Regions from separate parts of the Homo sapiens genome. Here region 2 is linked to region 1. A link is an interaction called in ENCODE POLR2A ChIA-PET data of the cell type or tissue named here. Cell type or tissue: MCF 10A. All regions are shown on one strand. Links, peaks and the distances in the headings refer to the core of each region. The heading gives the core; the rest is flanking DNA.

Region 1 (9,600 bases), core at 1,015-9,014:
GGAGTCCAACAATGGAGAAATATTTCCCTAGCTTTCTATAGTCTTTCCTGTATTTAACACACAATGAAACAATAGGACAGTTTCCAAAAAATACTTGAGGTCTTGTCTTAACCATTTGTTAAAAAGTAAAAAGAGGTAAAATTAATTTTAATAATATTTATCATTTAACCCAATATATAAAAAATATTGCAATTTTGATATATGATCAATATAAAAAATGAGATATTTTACATTTTTTCCTTGCACTAAATTTTTGAATTCAGTGTATTTTACACTTATACCACATCTAATTTTTTCTAGCCATATTTCCAGTTCTCAATGTCACATGTAGCTAGTGACTAACTTACTAGACAACATAGTACTAAAGGATGAGTTTCATCCAACCAAGAGATAACTGAGAAAATATCAGCAAAAAAATGAGTGTATATGTGTGTGTGTGTGTGTGTATATATATATATGTATAATTATGGAGTATTACAAACAAAATGAGGACAAAGGAGGAATAATGTACAAATACTATATATTGTGAAAATAATTATTATACAAATGGGAGAAAAAGAGAGGGAAAGAGAAAAAATTTCTATGCAGCAGGGTCTTTTGATCTCAGCAGTTTTAACATTTTGTGTCAGATAATTCTTTGTTTTGAGAGCTGTCCTGTGTATTATAAGATATTTAGGAGCATCTCCAACCTCTACCCACTAGATGCCAGTAATATCCCCTCAGTGTGACTATCAAAAATGTCTCCATTGCCAAATGCTTCCTATGGGGCAAAATCACCCCAATTGAGAATCACTGTTGTATAGGTAATAGGTAGAAGAGTTAAAGGAGACTATTAAAACCTAATAAATCAGATAGTAAAAGATTACATGAGGAAATAGAGGTGAATAGGTATTATAAAAGATAGTACAAAGTACAAAGGTAATCACCACAACAAAAATAAATATCTTTGTAAATACTGAAAGTAAATATAAAGGAGCAAAGAACACACACCTCATAGAGAAACAAAGCAAACATTATACAACACAAATAATTATGTATATATTATATCAAAATCGAGAGCAAACATATCAGTCACATCAATACATGTAAATAGGCTGAACTCCCCTACTAAAAGAAAAATATTTTCAATTTGGCTCACAAAGCAATACCCAGCAATGTGCTGTATATAAAAGTCACATTAAGACAAAGTGATTCAGAACTAATAAAAGGATGGATAAATGTACCAGGCAAATGGAAACAGTAAGAAAGCTATAGTAGCAACTCTGATATCAGAACTCAAGCCGAGAAAGCAGTATACGTAACAAAGAAGAGAATGTTTACATGCTAAAAGCTAAAATTCACAAGAATATTTATTATAAATTTCTTATAATTTGTATTTCTTATAACCAAATAATATAGCAATCACCTTTATAAAGCAAAAGCTATAGAGATGCAATGAGACAGAGATTAAAACACTAATAATAGAAGACTAACACACTATTATCAACATAAGTCACATCAAGTACTGTCCTATCAGTAAGGATATAGAAGACCTAAACAACACAGTCAGTAAGTTTGTTCTGATGGCTATATATCAAAATTTGTGCACTGATTAGAGAGAATAGCACTTTTTCTCAAGTGCTTACTAAACACTATAAAATTAATTAAATATTAAGCTGCAAACAAAACATCAGTAGCTTCCATAAAGTGGAGATATTAAAGCAATAATCTATGATCACAAAATCAAATTAGAAATTACTAATAAGGTAAAAAAAGGAAGATCCTTCCACCTAGAACTTTAAAAAGAAACACCTATTTAGCAACTCTTGGGTAAAAGAGAAAATATAATCCAAAATTACAGAATGTTTAAAAAATAATAAAAATGAAAACACTTCATAGCATAATTTGTTTGAACACATTTACAGTAGTAACCAGAGGAAATCATACCACTAAACACTTAACCAATAAAAATAGAAGAATGGAAATAAGTAAGTTATATTTCCAACTCACAAATGAGGTAGAAGAAGCAACAAAATAAACCAAAAGAATTTATAAACAGGAAAATCAGGAAGATATGCAAAAATTTGTAGGTGGAGAATAGAAAAACAGTAGAACTAATTAATATATCCAAATCCTGCCTCTTGGGAAAAAATGAACAAATTGCTAGTTCTCATGGTAGAGAAAAATCATATATAAATATACAGAATAAGAAATTACAATGAGGGTCCAGGCGCAGTGGCTCATGCCTGTAATCCCAGCACTTTGGCAGGCTGAGGCAGGTGGATCACTTGAGGTCAGGAGTTCGAGACCAGCCTGGCCAATATGGTGAAACCCTGTCTCTACTAAAAATACAAAAATTAGTCGAGCATGGTGATGGGTGTCTGTAATCCCAGCTACTCAGGAGACTGAGACAGGAGAATTGCTTGAACCTGGGAAGTGGAGGTTGCAGTGAGCTGGGATCATGCCACTGCACTCCAGCCTAGGTGACAGAGTGAGACTCCATCTCAAAAAAAAAAAAAAAATTACAAGGAGGAAATAACCATTCAAATAAAAAAAAATTAACTCGTAAGATGTTAATTTGTGGCCCTCTATGCAAATAAATTTAAAAGCCTAGAAAGGAATGATAATTTCTAGAGCAATATAACCAAAACTGATCCCATTAGAGAGTAAAAGCTTGAATAGAATGATTTCTTTAAACAAAATAATGTTATCAAGGAATTATCCCACCAAAAGCACTGGGCTAAGACAGTTTCACAGGGAATTTTTACCAAACCTTTAAAGAACAGAGACTACTAGTGCTCCATATATTGTTCCAGAGTAGGGGTCCCCAACCTTCAGGCCATGGACCAGTGCTGACCCATGACCTGTTAGGAACTGGGCCACACAGCAGAAGGTGAATGAGCATTACCGACTGAGCTTTGCCTTCTGTCAGATCATCAGCAGCATTCACTTCCCATAAGAGTGCAAACCCTATTGTGAACTCCACATGTGAGGGAACTAGGTTGTTCTCCTCATGAGAATCTAATGCCTGATGATCTGAGGTGGAACAGGTTCATCCGGAAACCATCTCCCCCAACCCCCAATCCCTTGTGTGGAAAAATTGTCTTCCACGAAATTGGTCCCTGGTGCCAAAACATTTGGGGACTACCGTTCCAGAGCATTGAAAATGAGCAAACCGACTTACTTCTTTTAAAGAAGGAAGTAGAACATTGATAATTATATCTAAAAGTACAAACAAATGAAAACTAAAGACCAGTGAATATCCATGCAAAAGTGCTAGGTAAAATGTTGGCCAGCAGTGTCCAAACCTAAGGAAGAAAATAACACACCATGATCAAGTAAGATTTACCCCAGAAATCCAAGGTGTATTCCACATTATTTAAATCCACTAATATAATAAACTATCTTAATAGATCTGAGGGGAAAATGTGTTATTTTTATAAATGCTGAAGAAAAACTTTGACAAATTCAACACTCATTTCTGGTAAGAAAGTTACTCAGAGAATAAAAATTGGTGGATATTTTCTTAACTACCTAAAATACATACACCTTAGCCTTAAAAAGTCTTAATGAGGAAACACTTGAGGCATTTTTCACTAAGATTCAGGAACAGGCAAGAAGGCCAAATATCTCCATTACTATTCAACTTTGTAGTAGAGGTATTAGTCAATGCACATAAATAAGAGGAATCAACCGAAGGCATGAGAATTGTTAAAGACAAGTAAAACTACCTCTATTAAGTAGATGATATGCTAGTGCACATAAAAACCCCCAGAAATTTGAAGGTAAAACTGGCCCCAATAATAAATGAATGAATAAGTCAGGACATAAAATTAACATTCAATAATCAATAGTCTTCATCTACACAAATAATAACCAGTTAGAGAAAATAATAGTAGACAAATTCCCAATAATGACACCAATGGAGAAAATTAAATATTTAGAAATAAACTTAAGAAATGTGCAAGACTTGTGAGGAAAGCTTTAAATCAATCCTGAAAGTCACAAAAATAGATGTAAATGAACAAAAAGGCATTTTCTCTTGTTGGATACTACAATGCAGCAGAATAAAGCTGTCAGTTCTCCCCAAAGTGAATTTATTAATTTGATGAAATCCCATTAAATATAGTCACAGCTTATTTATGAAGCTAGATAAGTTGACAAAAAGGTTCATAGGGATACTTTCAGTTTCAAATCTGACTTGTAAACAGCTTGGAGGTTGTCACACTGTGTTTACAAGAAAAAGCTGTACAAACTGAAAAATCAATTATTTTTCTTTAACCCATTAGAAAACTGAGATTATAAGGCAAATTGCTACCCCCAAATCTGGAGAAGCAAGCTCATCTAGAGAGACACATCTGAGATCCGCTTACTTGGAACAGAAGTCTCTGGGTCCATAAACTAGTAGGAACTTTCAAATGGTAGTTTTGATGAACTGCAGGACAGTAAGTTTGAACTCGAATTGGAATGAGAAACTCCTGGGGACAGTATCCTTGGGGTCTATAATTCTGTGAGCTTTCCTTTTAGGAACTTTATCAGGTTCTCAAAGAGAAGACTGAGAAAGACACGCTCATGCCTCTGACAGGCGGAAGGAAGAGTAATCATTGTGAAATACAGAAATATGCACAGAGCTTTCTTTGTAAGAAAGGTTTACTTGAAGGGAAGAAACATTGCCAGAGTCATGATGAAATCTTTCTTGATATAATCTGTAATAACCTGTGGGGTTCCTATCAGTAAATCATTCCTCCCACTCCAGTAGCCTCTAGCTTTTCTGACTCACCTAAAAGGGTTTAAAATAATGTTAAAACGTGTCAGGAATTAGAGGCAATAAATTGGGAATGTCATAGCTAAAGAAAGGAGCAGGGATGAAAGGAGAGAAACACAGGTGAAGGTCATAGCCCCAAAAGAGAGGACCACTAAAACACTGAGATTTAATTGGAATATTATAGAATGCTCCCATCCCTCCACACCTTACCACCATACCACCACACAAACAAGATTACAGTATAATTACCATTGGCTTATAGCTAAAGGAGCAGCAAGATACAGACTCTGAAATGTACTTAGGAAGTGCCAAAATCAAGAATGGAGAAAAAAAACAAGGGACATATTTGAAGCCTCTGATAACTATAGCTATAGGAAACATTAAACATAGCCCCACTCCTAGGCAGGTTAACATAAATCCTCACATTAAAGGCCAATTTACCTCAGTTCATATTATCTGATACAACATGTCCAGCTTTTAAGGCATGACAAGGCAAAGAAAGGCAAAAGGCAAGAAAATAATCAGTCTGAAGAGACAAAGCAAGCATAAGAACCAGACTCAGATACGACACAGATGTTGGAATTATCAGACAGGGAATTTAAAATAATTATGATTAATATGTTATGCACTCTTGGGAGACAACATTCAAGAAAAGATGGGTTGTTTAAGCAGAGGGATGGAAACTCTCAGACTCAAAGGGAAACATTAAAAGTAAAAAGCACTGTAACGGAAGTGAAGGGCATCTTGGATGGGCTCATCAGGAGACTGGACACAACCAAGGAAAGTCTCAGTGAGCTTGCAGATAGGTCAATAGAAACTTCCCAAATTTAAATGCAAAGAGAAAAGAGGAAAGGAAAAGTAGAAAAACAGAACATTCAAGAACTGTGGGACAGTTTAAAAAGGTGTAAAATACATGTAGTATAGGAATAAAAGGAAATTCTCAAACAAAATCATAATGATGGGGTTATGTCAACTGGACACAGGAGCCAACTGAAAGAGTCCTCAGGGGCCAAACTTGAAACAATTTCATTAACAAAATAAAGAAATATCAAATTATACCCCAAAATATAGAATAAATATCCATGAGTCTATCCTGATATAAATAAATAATTGAATAAATATATGGGGAAGAATAGATAAATCTTTAGGGTGAAATTTCAAATAATTTATGTAGATACTCGATCCTCATGGAAGAGGAGCATAACTCCCCAGTCTTTAAGTGTGGTCTATATATAGTGACTTCCTTATCAAGAGTAGCATGAAAAGGGTAACTTCACTGTGGAGAAACATGATAAAAACTCTCTCTGCCAAGTGTTCAAGGTTCACATCAACAGTGATGTCACGTTGACAATATATGGTAAGTATGTCACTTTCCATCTTTGGTTTTCCTCTCTCAAACCCAAAACCCAATATAATCATGAGGAAAACATCAAAGAAATCCCAATTGTGAGATCTTCTATAAAATGCCTGACCAAGAATTCTTAAAAACTGTCAAGGTCATCAAAAAAACAAGGAAACCCTGAAAAGCTACCACAGCCAAGTGGAGCCTAGGAAGATATGACAAATAAATATAATGTGGTATCCAGGATGGAATCCTAGGACAGAAAACAAACATTAGGTCAAAACCAAAGAAATATGAATAAAGTATGAACTTCAGTTAATAACAAGGTATTATTGTTATTGGTAGTTATTGGTTCAATTATCATGACAAACGTACTATACTATTTTAAGATGTTAATAATAAAGGAAAACTGTGTGGAGTATATCGGGAATTTTCTGCACTATTTTTGCAACTTTTTATATATCTAAAACTATTCTAAAATAAAAAGTTTATCTTTAAAAAGTTCATATGAAAAACAAATATGCAAAAATTGTCAGGAAAACACTAAAAGCAAATCTATGAGGGATACTAATCCTGTCTAGATTTAATCCTACATTAAAACATACTATAGACCATACATAGTGAAAGTAATGTGATACTGATGCATAGACTAACAGAAATTAAATAGAAAGCCCAGAAGTAGACATAAATATATGTAGAAATTAAATATATGATAAAAATGTCATCTCAAATCACTGAAACAAAGGTTTAATAAATAGTGCTGGTGTTATGGGTGGGTCTTTGGTCTTAGAGCTCCCAAGATGGTGATGGGCTGCTCCCAAGATAGTGGCAGCCACTCCCAAGATGGCAGCAAGCCTTTTGTTCTCTGACCTGGGGTTCTTGGCCTCACAGATTCCAAGGAATGGAACCTTGGGCCATGCAGTGAGTGTTATAGCTCTATTAGAAGCCATGGGTCATGGAAGAGAACCGTGGAACCCAGCGGCTAGTGTTCAGCTTGATTAGGACAAACCCGGGCACTTAGCTGCACAGGAACAATGACGAGCTTCTAGCCCAAACGGGAGGGGCAATGGGCACCTTGCTGGATCAGAAGTGCAGCAGACACCCTGCCGGATCCGGAGGGGTGAAAGTCAATGGTGGGTCTGTGAAGGTGGCGATCAGCAGTGGTGGACAGAGAGCAGAAGTTCAGCTCAAGCCAGAACAAACACGGACCAGAAGAGTGTGCAGTTGCAAGATTTAATAGAGTGAAAACAGAGCTCCCATACAATGGGAGGGGACCTAAAGGGGGTTGCCCACTCCCAGCTCAAAGTCCTGGGGTTTATATCCCAATCATTGCCCCTCCCTGTGTGCTCTCAGGCAATATATGATTTGACTACTTCTTTACCTCCTGCTTTTAGCCTAATTTGTATTTTAGTGAGCCCTCTTTACTACCTGATTGGTCAGGTGTGAGCTGAGTTACAAGCCCTGTGTTTAAAGGTGGGTTGCAGTCACCTTCCCCAGCTAGGCTTAGGAATTCTTAGTCAGCCTAGGAAATCCAGCTAGTCCTGTCTCCCATTGGGTCAATTGATGAATCATATGGAAAAAAACAAAATTAGATGCAGACTTCACATCAAATACAAGAATAAAATTCACAAATTATAAAATATAAATATTTTAAAATGTAATTAGACAAAAGAAATGGAATTTACTAGAAGAAAGCATGAGGGAATTCCTCTTTAAACCTCATTGTTAAGAGAGGCTTCCTATGACTCAAAATCCGGTGGCAATTTTTTAAATTGAGAAATGTGAGTACAGTTTTAAAAATAAACATTTTTTGCCAGGCACAGTGGCTCATGCCTATAATCCCAGCACTTTGGGAGGGCAAGGCATGTTAGGGACAGGCCCCCAAATCTGGCCATAAACAGGCCCCAAAACTGGCCATAAGCAGAATCTCTGCAGCACTGTGACATGCTCACAATGACTATGATGCCCACACTGAAGGTTGTTGGTTTACTGGAATGAGGGCAAGGAAACACCTGGCCCACCCAGGGCAGACCACAACAATAGCATGAGTGATCTGTGCCTTAAGGACACATTCCTGCTGCAGATAACTAGCCAGACCCCATCCTTTTGTTTCCCATTTTAGTTAATCTATAATCTATAGAAACACTGCTTATCACTGGCTTGCTGTCAATAAATATGTGGGTAAAACTCTGTTCGTGGCTCTCAGCTCTGAAGGCTGTCAGCCCCCTGATTCCCACTCTGCACTCTGGATTTCTGTGTGTGTGTCTTTAATTCCTCTAGCACTGCTGGGTTAGGTATCGATTGAGCTGGTCTCAGCAAAGGCAGCCAGATCACTTGAGGTCAGGAGTTTGAGACCAGCCTGGTCCAACATGGTAAAACCCCTTCTCTACTAAAAATACAAAAATTAGCTGGGCATGGTGGTGGGCACCTGTAATCCCAAATACTCAGAGGCTGAGGCAGGAGAATTGCTTGAGCCTGGGAGGTGGAGGTTGCAGTGAGCTGAGATTGTGTCACTGCACTCCAGCCTGGGTGACAGAGCAAGGCTCCGTCTCTAAATAAATAGATAGACAGACAGACAGATAGATAGATAGATAGATAGATAGATACCTTTTTATTGCAAGAAATACCATTAGTAACATCAAAAGACAAACAATAAACTAGGGGAAGAAAGAGCACCTTCTGTCCACACTGGAGACTTTCTCTTCCCAGAAAAAAAAAATTTAATTTAATTTAAAAAAGACAACTGACAAACTAGGAAAAAATACTTGCAACATTACTGCAATAGAGATGTTCCTAAGAAACAAAAAAAAAACTTTAAAAATTTTAGAAAAATATTTAGAATATAAGAATTCTTATGACTCAACAATAAAAACACAAACAACCTAATTTTAAAAGCCATTTGAATAACACTTCATTAAAGAAGATATATAGCCCAGGCACAGTAGCTCACACCTGTAATCCCAGCATTTTGGGAGGCCAACACGGGCGAATCATTTGAGCCCAGAAGTTCAAAACCAATCTGGGCAACATGGCAAAACCCTGTCTCTACAAAAAAATACAAAAATTGGCCAGGCTTGGTGCTAAATTTGCAAATTTAAAAAAGAAAATAAAGAAGATATACAGAGGGCAAATAAGTACATGACAAGATGTTAGACATCATTAATCATTGAGAAAATGTAAATTAAAATGCAAAGACCTACCACACATTTACTAGAATTGCTACAATTCAAAAGAATGACAGTATCAAGTCAAGACAGGGATGTAGAGCAACTGGATGTCTCAAACATTATTGGTTAGAATGCAAAATAATACAGTTCATGTGAAAAATAGTTTAACAGTACCTATAAAGTTAAATATATTATATGAACCAGCAATCTCATTTGTAACTATCCAAAATAAATAACAATATGTGACCACACAAAGACCTATGTGGAAATGTTTATGACTTTATTCATAATAGTCAAAAACTAAAAACAGCAACATATAAACATACTGGTAAATGGAGAAACAAATT
Region 2 (9,600 bases), core at 695-8,694, 63 kb before region 1:
TTTATTTTTATTTTTTTTTTTAGACAGAGTTTCACTCTTTTGCCCAGGCTGGAGTGCAGTGGTGTAATCTCTGCTCACTGCAACCTCCATCCCCCAGGTTCAAGAGATTCTCCTGCCTCAGCCTCTCAAGTAGCTGGGATTACAGGCACCCCCCACCACACCCGACTAATTTTTGTACTTTTAGTAGAGACGGGGTTTCGCCATGTTGGCCAGGCTGGTCTCGAACTCTTGACCTCAGGTGATCCACCTGCCTTGGCCTCCAAAGTGCTGGGATTACAGGCGTGAGCCACCTAGCCTGGCCTACACTATGCACTTTTTAAAGCACTTTATATTGTCTCATTTTGGCTTCACAATAATTCTATGAGGTAGATATTTATTGTCATTACCATTTTACAAAAAAAGAAAACTGAAGCTTAGCATGGTCAAGTAGCTTTCCCAAGATAACACAAATACTGGGTGGTTGAGCCAGACTTTGAGATAAGGTGATCTGATCTCTCATACTCTTAACCACTGTTCCATGGGGGCAGGAAAATGAGTACTCCACTTACACGCTGCTGTAAGGAATAAAGATTGGTAGAATCTTTCTGGAAGGTAATTTGTTAATATGTTATCAAAGTCTTTTAAAAGATGCATATCCTTTGCTCCAGTCCTTTTTTTATGTTACAGATATCTATGTTGTATTTGCAGTGTGCCAGTCACTGCTCTAAGTGTTTTTCATATATTAAAAAACAAAATAATGACCACAGCATGAGGTAGGTACTAATATCTTCATTTTGTAGAAAACCAAACTGAGGCAATTAGAAGCTAAGTGATTTTCCCAAAATCTCACAATTCTTCAGGTGTGAAGCTGAGTTGTAGCTACAGAATCTAAGTGTCCTTAATCACTGCACTATCCAGTAGTTTTAATTTTAGAAATCAAGTCTTGAGAAGTAATTATGTATATACACAAGACATTATCATTATAGCTCTGTTCCTATAATAAAAAAGTGGAAAGAAATGGTTGTAAATTCATATGGCACTCTATAACAAATAAATACTTTGTTGTAGAGGAAGCAAGTACTATATTAACATCACACATATGATATATTGATAACAAAAGAGAGTAAATGAAATAATGTTATGACATATCTAGTTTTTATTTTAAAAGTAGGCATATATAGGCACAGAAATAAACTAGAAGAATATACAAACAAACTAGAAGAACAACAAAAAGTAAACAGTAGTCTTTGGGTGATGAGGTGGTAGGTGGTTTTTTTATTGAATATATATTTTTTCTTTTTTCAAATAATTAAAGTATATTTCTAAATAGCAAATCTTAATTTAAAAGTAATCTAAGGAGGTTGTAATGGAGTATGTCTGGGGTCTTTTAGACAGTGGGGTGGTGCTTACATTGTATATTTATAGGAACAGCCATGCTTTAACTTTAACTGGAATCTAATCTCCCTAGTCAATCCTTTGTTGATATCATGCTGGCAAACAAGAAGGATTACCTGGCTTGTTTTAATGCCGATTTTATGTGATCTGAGTAACTCCTAATGAGAATTTGGAAACTCTTGCCCCAGATCTATCAATATGATAAGCCATTTAACTCCTTTTGCTACATCTCTGCATTCTGTTGATGGTATTAGTGACTTTAAGATCGAGTAATGGTTAAGTGCCAAGTTCCAGGCATCAGTTCTCTTTGGTTCCATTCCTAAATCCACTACTTAGTTTAGCCATATGACCTTGAAGTCTATAGACTTTATTTTCCTCATCAGTATATAGGGGTTTTGAGATAATTAACTGAAATAACATATGTAAAACACTACTATGTAGGGCACTTAGTAGTTACTCAGTAGATAGATGGTAGCTATTTTTATTAATAGCCTTTGTTATTGTTCAATGTTCATTTTTAAAAGTGCATATGAAGCATAGTAGCTCACATCTGTAATCCCAGCACTTTGGGAGGCCGAGGTGGGAGGATAGTTTGAGGCCAGGAGTTCAAGACCAGCCTGAGCAACATGGCTAGACCCTGTCTCTACAAAAAAAAATAAATAAACAAAAATAAGAAATTGAGCTTGTCATAGTGGCACACAACCCAGCTTCTTGGGAGGCTGAGGTGGGAGGATCCCTTGAGTCCAGAAGTTTGAGGCCACAGTGAAATATGATTGTGCCATTGCACTCCAGAGAGAGACCTTGCCTCTTAAAAAAATTGTGCGTGTGAGATTCTCTAGTAAAAGCTACTATGCACTTTTTATGTGATATTCTCAACCGAAGAATTTAAATTTTTCTTTGGCAGAGAGATGAGGAAAAGCAGGCTATCATCTATGAGAGGATCTATTTAAATTTGTTAAACTGCATGTTTTAAATGATCCCTGTGGTTTTCTAAGGCCAGTTTTCATGATCAATGTGATTAGCATTATCTATTTCAATTAAAAAAATAATTTTTATGAAACTATTTCAAATTCATAGTCAATATACACTGATTGTTTTAACTATGCTATAGACTATTTGCTTTTACATGTAGATAAACTCTCAAATCAAGATGTGGACCCTCACACACCCTAATTATCATCAGAAACTAATGCTATATTGTTTGATGCCTACCAGTTTCCATGGGAAAGGATTATCAGGTTAAATTATGTGTCTTATGTGCAAGAAGAATATCAATGAAATACCTTTATCCCATAGCATTCTATGGCTACTTCCAAAAAAGACTTCCATGTTTATATGCCAACATAAGGAATGATGAATGCACACACACACACCTTATTTTTCAATAAACGAAATTAAGAGGGTAGTATTCACCTCCTAACACTGTCTCCTCTGAGCTCAAAAGAAACAGCTCTGGAAAAACTCTAGCTGTCTTTTGCCAATAGAGTTGTCCACCAAAATCTGAACCGGCTTTTCAACTGGGTCTGGTTGTGTGAGGCAAAGCAGGGCTTGTGTTGTCAGACATCTCTCTACCTCTCCCCATGCTCCACATTAGCTGAGCCTCACTGCCCTTCACCATAATCCTCCCAGGCCTGCTCTCCACGTTGGTTGAGCCTCACTGCTCCAACAAGTAATGCACTTCCCACACAATGGAGGCATGGCAGGAGCAGTGTGAAGGAAACCAGATAATGCAGTCACAAGCTTGACAGACTTGCTCCCTTTCGAGTGGTACATTATGAACTGGCCAAGTGAAACATGAAGGTATTATCCTGTCTTATCTGCTGGTTGAATGGGGTGCAGCCTCCTTCATGGTAAGGTTTTTGGCTTGTTGCCAGAGGATTCTCACTTTAGCTGCTTCACATATTCGCCCAGAGTCCTGCCTCTTCACCTCTGTTAACTATTTTGGCTCTGACTTGCTCCAGAATGAGAAATGAGGACATGTTGGGTCCAGGTGATGACTCTGCCAAACGGGTTTTATGAATCACAGGTCAATTCTGAAGCTGATTTAGAAACATCTGCCACTGTAAAGTGAGTTTAGGGAACCAGGTTACATTAAAGAGGACTTGGGTTTCCTACACTTATCTGCCTCCACAGAACTGGCTTTAGTCTTTTCCCAGAGAAATATATTATTTTGGGTCATAATTCCCTATCTGAGAGAGGAGATTGTAAACACATGCACACACACGCACACACACACACACTCTTCAGAGTCTACATGAAATGGATTCAGGGTTGGGTTTTACAACAAGATTCCAAAGTGAATATGATGCCAAATCTGTAGCTTGAGAATGACTTCCCATAGAATTCCTAGTCCCAACTAAAGACAAACTCAAGGGCTAAATTTCTAAGTTTATGAGCCTCTCTGATAAAGCAAAAACACCCTTAAAGCCTAAAGTTCCTTTTATAGTTGGCAATAATTAACAATAAAACATATAGCACTGCTTTTGATAAGACACCCAAAATGGGTGCCTAGTTTTTATTAAACGTTGTAAGTAAACAGCTGAGTCTGCCAGAACCAAAAGCATAGCCCTTTTTACATAATAATTAATTCTACAAAAGACCAGCACACAGACCATCATCCAGTTATTCCTTGCATGATCCTAAAGAAAATTACTTGAGGTAACTAAGGTTTAGTTTCATTATGGGTAAAATGTTATCTCTATCCCATAAAAATTTGCTAAGGATTAAAGGTAGGTAAAGAGCCTAGCCCAACACCCAACCAGTGTAATGTAGGTACCCAATTTAGGTCAGCTTCCTTCTCTTCCCTATTCCTTTGACTTCTTTGCAAACAACTGGATTGTGTATCACTGTATCAAGAGATCTTAATCAGATCAGAGAGCAATCAGCATAATAAAAAAAGGTCTGTAAGAGCACAGTCCAATTTACTTATTGGTTCAAATTGCTGAAATAGCCCCTGGATTTAAAGGCTCAGGAAAGTAATTAATGCATACCATCCTAGGATTTCAAAGGTGTTTATAGGTAATATTTTATTCAAGTCTATAAAGGCCTGAAGTTGAAGGCAGCACAGATTCTCATCTTCATTTTACAGGCACTTGAATTTTTTGAGATTGTGTGCTTCCAAGAAAACAACCAATCTGTGACCAAGATGTAATTAAGACCCATGATTTCTAATTCCCAGGCTTTGACTCCAACCTCTGAAAATGCTTCAATTCAATGAAACTAATGGCACTTTGGTCTCTGGAATTAGATCCTGTTATCAATGACTTCCACATGGAAAGATCATTCCAAAATGTGTAATTAACCAAGAAAATGCAAATAAACCAATTTGTACCTGCTATTTAGAGGTAAGACACAGAAATGGCTTGAGTTTATTATTTGAAAACCTAACCTTTTTCCGCTTTGAATGTAGCTCATGTTCTCTAGTTCACATAGTTTTTTTGCAAAATTTACATTTTCAGTGAAATATTTTAATCATTTGTGATTCTGTTATCAGTGCAGAGTTTAGAATGGAGAGAGAAATATATGTCATTGGGCACAATGTGAAAACACAAAGGTCTTTCAATGACCTTTCACAATTCAACTCAATAAATATTTTTCAAAACTCGACTCTTTACCAGGCTTTATGCTAAGTAGGGTAGGAGTCAAGCTTTCAGCCTAGCACAGTCGGAAATACAGTAACATTTGGCCAGCATTACTGAATGAATGAACCTAGTAGAATGATTAAATACTTATGTATACCTTCTAAAAAGCAGACAGTAATCAGTGTAATAAAAGAGGTCTATAACGACACAGTCCAGAAAGGCAACCTAGTGAAAGAAATATTTAAGCAGGACCTGGAAGACAATTTCTTTCAAGTGACAGAGGCTCAATTCAAAGTAGTTTAAGAGAAAAAAACAAAACAGAGATTATGGGTTGGCACTGTTGGAACATGGCCTGGAACACCCAGACTCTCTTAGTCTCTGACTCCTTAGCCTATCTCTCTGATTCTCCTTAGTCACGAAGCATGTTGGCCTCATTTTCTCCTACTGCATGTGAGCTTTCTCCTTCTGTTTGCTGGCAGAACATGTTTACTGGCAGCTTTGGGCTAACATAATTCCAAATTAATGACTCAGAAGGAAAGAGTAACTCTCGCCTAACTTCAATATAGGAAGGACTCCACTTGGCACATTTGGTTACTTACTTATCCTTGGACCAATCATTGCGGCTGCAAAACTGATGACTTGCTTGGTGTGGGTCATGTCACCAGAATTGAGTCGCTGCTGTGATGACAAGCCTTCCAAAAACACATTTTTGCAGTGAGAATAAAACAGGTTCTTAACAAAAGAGGGGTTCTGGATAAACAAAAAGAATGAATTCCATTGCACCCTACAAGACAGACTGGCCACTGTTAAGCTGACATGGAGAAAAAGGCCACTCTAAGCGGGGACAAGAGTCTGAGTAAACAAGAAGAGGGGAAAAGTGTTTATTAAAGGAACGGATGGTATTGGTTAAACACAGCAGGAAAGGATGGAGGGTTGGTTGGGGTCAGATAGATGTGCATATTTGAGCTCTATGAAGAAATTGGCCAGGTGTTCTCTGAGCAATGTATAGGTTTTTAAGGTTTTGAGAGTCACACAATATACTTTCTGTTTTATAAAGGTAACTGTGATTATATTGTGGAGTATATACTGGACAGAAATGCTGAAAGTCAGGAATTGAGTAGGAAAGGTATGTCAGGCATGGATTTTTTTTGTTGTTTTGTTTGATTTTGTCTGAAAGCATTAATTTCTTGGGAAGAACTTCTCCTCTGCTTTGTCACAGCGTCCCACATAACCACAAGGCAGGGCCAATGTTGAGCTGTATTTTCTGGGACACAGTGATTAGTTCATGGGTAAGCACATAACTCAAGCAGGACCAATCTGTGTCCCTTCTAAGGTTTAATACCTGAATCCTTTCAGACAGCATTCTCCAAGAATGTAGACTAAGTTTCCAGTAGCCATCTTGCCATTACATTGAAGCCAACACATGAGAAAAATCAAGATGAAAGGAAGAAAAGAGGCAGAACTCTATTGACATTGCTTCAGCCCTGGATTGAAAGTGTCTTGAAATTCTCAATTACATGTGTCAATATTATCCTCCTTTTGTTCAAGCTCATTCAAACTCCATCTCTTTCATTCAGTGACTAAAAAAAGTCCTGACTTAAAAGAAAAGGCACTTGCCATTTATTGAACACTTATTGTATACAAGGCATGGTGTTGGGTACTTTATGCCCATTATCATACTAAATCTTTATAATAACCTTGAAATGTAGATATTATGATCTTCCATTTTACAGAGGGAAAATCCTTGAGTCAAATAAGTAACTCCCCAAAATTTAGTTAGTTGTTAAAAGTTGGAAATGACATTCTAAAGTTTTGTTCAACTCCAAAGTTTATGTTCTTTCCACTTTACTGTCTCTATGCTACATTGCTTCAGTATCATTAGAAATCAATATTCCAGGTGAGAAATAATAAAAGCCTGAACTAAGGTATGGCAGTGAGGACAAGAAGAAAAGACAAAATCAAGAGATATTTAAGAAAGAAAATCTAGTGATTCTAGATTCCTGTTGATTTTATCAATGAATTTTAAATATTGAGGAACAGTTAGAAATCTAAGAAAATTCTGAAATCAGGTTAACTTAAGTAAGTATAGGAAGAAACATGGCTGGAAGGAACAAATCATGTTTCATTTGAAGTGCTTGTTGAATATCCAAGTGGAGCCATCCAGCTGGGGTTTTTTGTTTATTTGTTTGTTTTTTTAGAGAAAGGGTCTCATTCGGTCACCCAGGCAGGAGTGCAGTGGCTCGATCATAGCTCACAGCAGCCTCAAATTTGGGGGCTTAAGTGATACTCCTGTCTCAGCCCACCAAGTAGCTGGGATTACAGGCACACAGCATCATGCCTGGCTAATTCTTGGGGCTTTTCTTTGCACAGATGGGGTCTCACTGTGTTGCCCAGGCTGGTCTCAAACACCTGGCCTCAAGTATCCCGAAAGCTGGTCTCAAACTCCCTCTTCAGTATCCCAAAGAGCTGGGATTACAGAAATAAGCCAACACACCTGAGAAGTGGGTTGTTAAGAACACAGTTCATTTTGCAGGGATGCTCTGGGGGATTAAAAAAAAAAATTAAAAAATAAAAAAAGAATACAGTTCTGCTGATCTGTAGGAGGGCCATAATAAATATATAGGCTTGAAAGTAATATATCTATACCAGTGTTTACAGCCTCCACAGTGGATGAGATTGTTCACAGACAGCCCATAGAGTGAGAAGTAAAAGATGGTGGAAAACGGACTCTCTGTAGTCTAAAACATCAGCATTTAAAGAGTAGGCCTTTGTTCATGATAATCCCTCAACCTGGAGTGGTCTTTTTCCTTCATCTATCTTATGAATGTATTGCTGGGGATAGGCCCCCAAATCTGGCCATAAACTGGCCCCAAAACTGGCCATAAACAAAATCTCTGCAGCACTGTGACATGTTCGTGATGCCCATGATGCCCATACTGAAGGTTGTGGGTTTACCGGAATGAGGGCAAGGAACACCTGGCCCACTCAGGGCAGAAAACCGCTTAAAGGCGTTCCTGAACCACAAATAATAGCATGAGCGATCTGTGCCTTAAGGACATGTTCCTGCTGCAGATAACTAGCCAGAGCCCATCCGTATGTTTCCCGTAAGGAATACTTTTAATCTATAATCTATAGAAACAATGCTTATCACTGGCTTGCTGTCAATAAATATGTGGGCAAATCTCTGTTCGAGGCTCTCAGCTCTGAAGGCTGTGAGACCCCTGATTTCCCACTCCACACCGTATATTTCTGTGTGGGTGTCTTTAATTCCTCTAGTGCTGCTGGCCTAGGGTCTCCACAACCAGGCTGGTCTTGGCAATGTATCTTCATCTGAGATGATACCACAGAATCATAAAATCTCCATGGAGTTTTGTTGGATCTTCCGTTTTTCATCATCTAGTAGACTTCAAACCTTTGTCCCATGCCCCTGGGGCTTTGTACAATAATATTCTTTTTATACTTCTTGTAATATTCTTATTCTATAGCACTGGGACAAGAAAACAGACTTCAGATTTTATACAGATCTGAGTTGGATTTCTACTCCACAATTCACTGGTCATGTGGCCTTGGGCAAATTACCCAAGTCATGGTTTTCTCCTATGTATTAAAAAAAAAAAAAAAGAAAGAAAAAAAGGCAAGGATGTGGGGTTCTGCTTGCGGAAAGTGAGGTTGAGAAAAATACCTCCTTCACAAGATTGTTTTGAAAATAAAGAAGACAATTGTGAATCTTTTACTAATATAGTGAGTAGCACATAGAAAACACTAGAGTAATGGTAGATATTATTGGTTTATGAGTCTGTTTCTACCTACCAGACTTCTTGAATGCAGGTTCTGTGCCATTCATCTTTGTATCTCTGTTCTCTAACAAAGTATCTGGCACCTGACAGTCACTCAGGAAATGTGTGCTGAATTAATACCTGAGTAAATATGAAGTCAGAATGCTTGATATGTATTGTCTTATTTGTTCTCCACTGACTGTGTCACAAATTGATGAGCTCCTCACTAGGTCTCTTTCACCATCCCCACTCTACTGGGCTGTGATAGGTGCTGTATGTTCAGTTGGTGTGAAGAGATATTAGGCAATTGTTTATTATGACAGGCACACCTACTGCTCTATTTGAAATGACTCACTAAACAAATGGTCACATTTTCTCTTTTTTCAATAACTGGTATGTATCCCTGATTTAAGGGCATTTTTGAAATGTTTCTGTTTTCTGGGAACACTCATAGTTTTCTGGGAACACAGGGAACACTCGAAATATTCATATAAAACATCAGGTCAATTTGGCATCATCTATTAAGAGACTTACAGATGTGAATAATTTGATTTAGCAATTCCTTTTATAGGAATTTATTCTAAGAAAACAAAGGCTAATACTGCGTAAAAACATGCTCATTGCTACAGTATTTATTATAGCAAAAAAAACACAAAACCTAAATGTTCTTCAATCGGGAAATGGTTTACAAATTATAGTACAGGGGATGATTATCCAGTCAGTACAATCATGTTTTTAAAGATTATATTATGACATAGGGAAATGTATAAATATAATGTTAAATAGAAAATCAGAGCACAATCACACATTTGACTTGTAGCCAATTTCGTGAAATGTCTACATTAAAAGATTGGAAGGAAATACAAATA

Evidence for each region. Peaks named below come from ENCODE experiments on the same cell type or tissue, not always from the same donor. Only the 100,000 strongest peaks of a DNase experiment are listed, where the experiment ranks them.
Region 2: POLR2A ChIA-PET joins it to region 1 with 21 read pairs; 3 of 35 experiments call an interaction of 5 or more read pairs at or near these places.

The regions. Positions count from the first base shown.
Region 1 is chr3:180,758,442-180,768,041 of GRCh38, forward strand. The region is part of intron 4 of LOC101928882 (a long non-coding RNA gene); the gene reads right to left. Among named protein-coding and RNA genes, the nearest start is that of CCDC39-AS1, 83 kb to the left of the region's middle. In MCF 10A, for the core only: no CTCF peak of the experiment used is centred there; no DNase peak of the experiment used is centred there.
Region 2 is chr3:180,695,722-180,705,321 of GRCh38, forward strand. It overlaps CCDC39-AS1 (CCDC39 antisense RNA 1), which reads left to right. Exons shown (of 2, transcript NR_046725.1): 2 at 4,553-4,731. Among named protein-coding and RNA genes, the nearest start is that of CCDC39-AS1, 20 kb to the left of the region's middle. In MCF 10A, for the core only: no CTCF peak of the experiment used is centred there; a DNase peak (open chromatin) is centred at 5,490.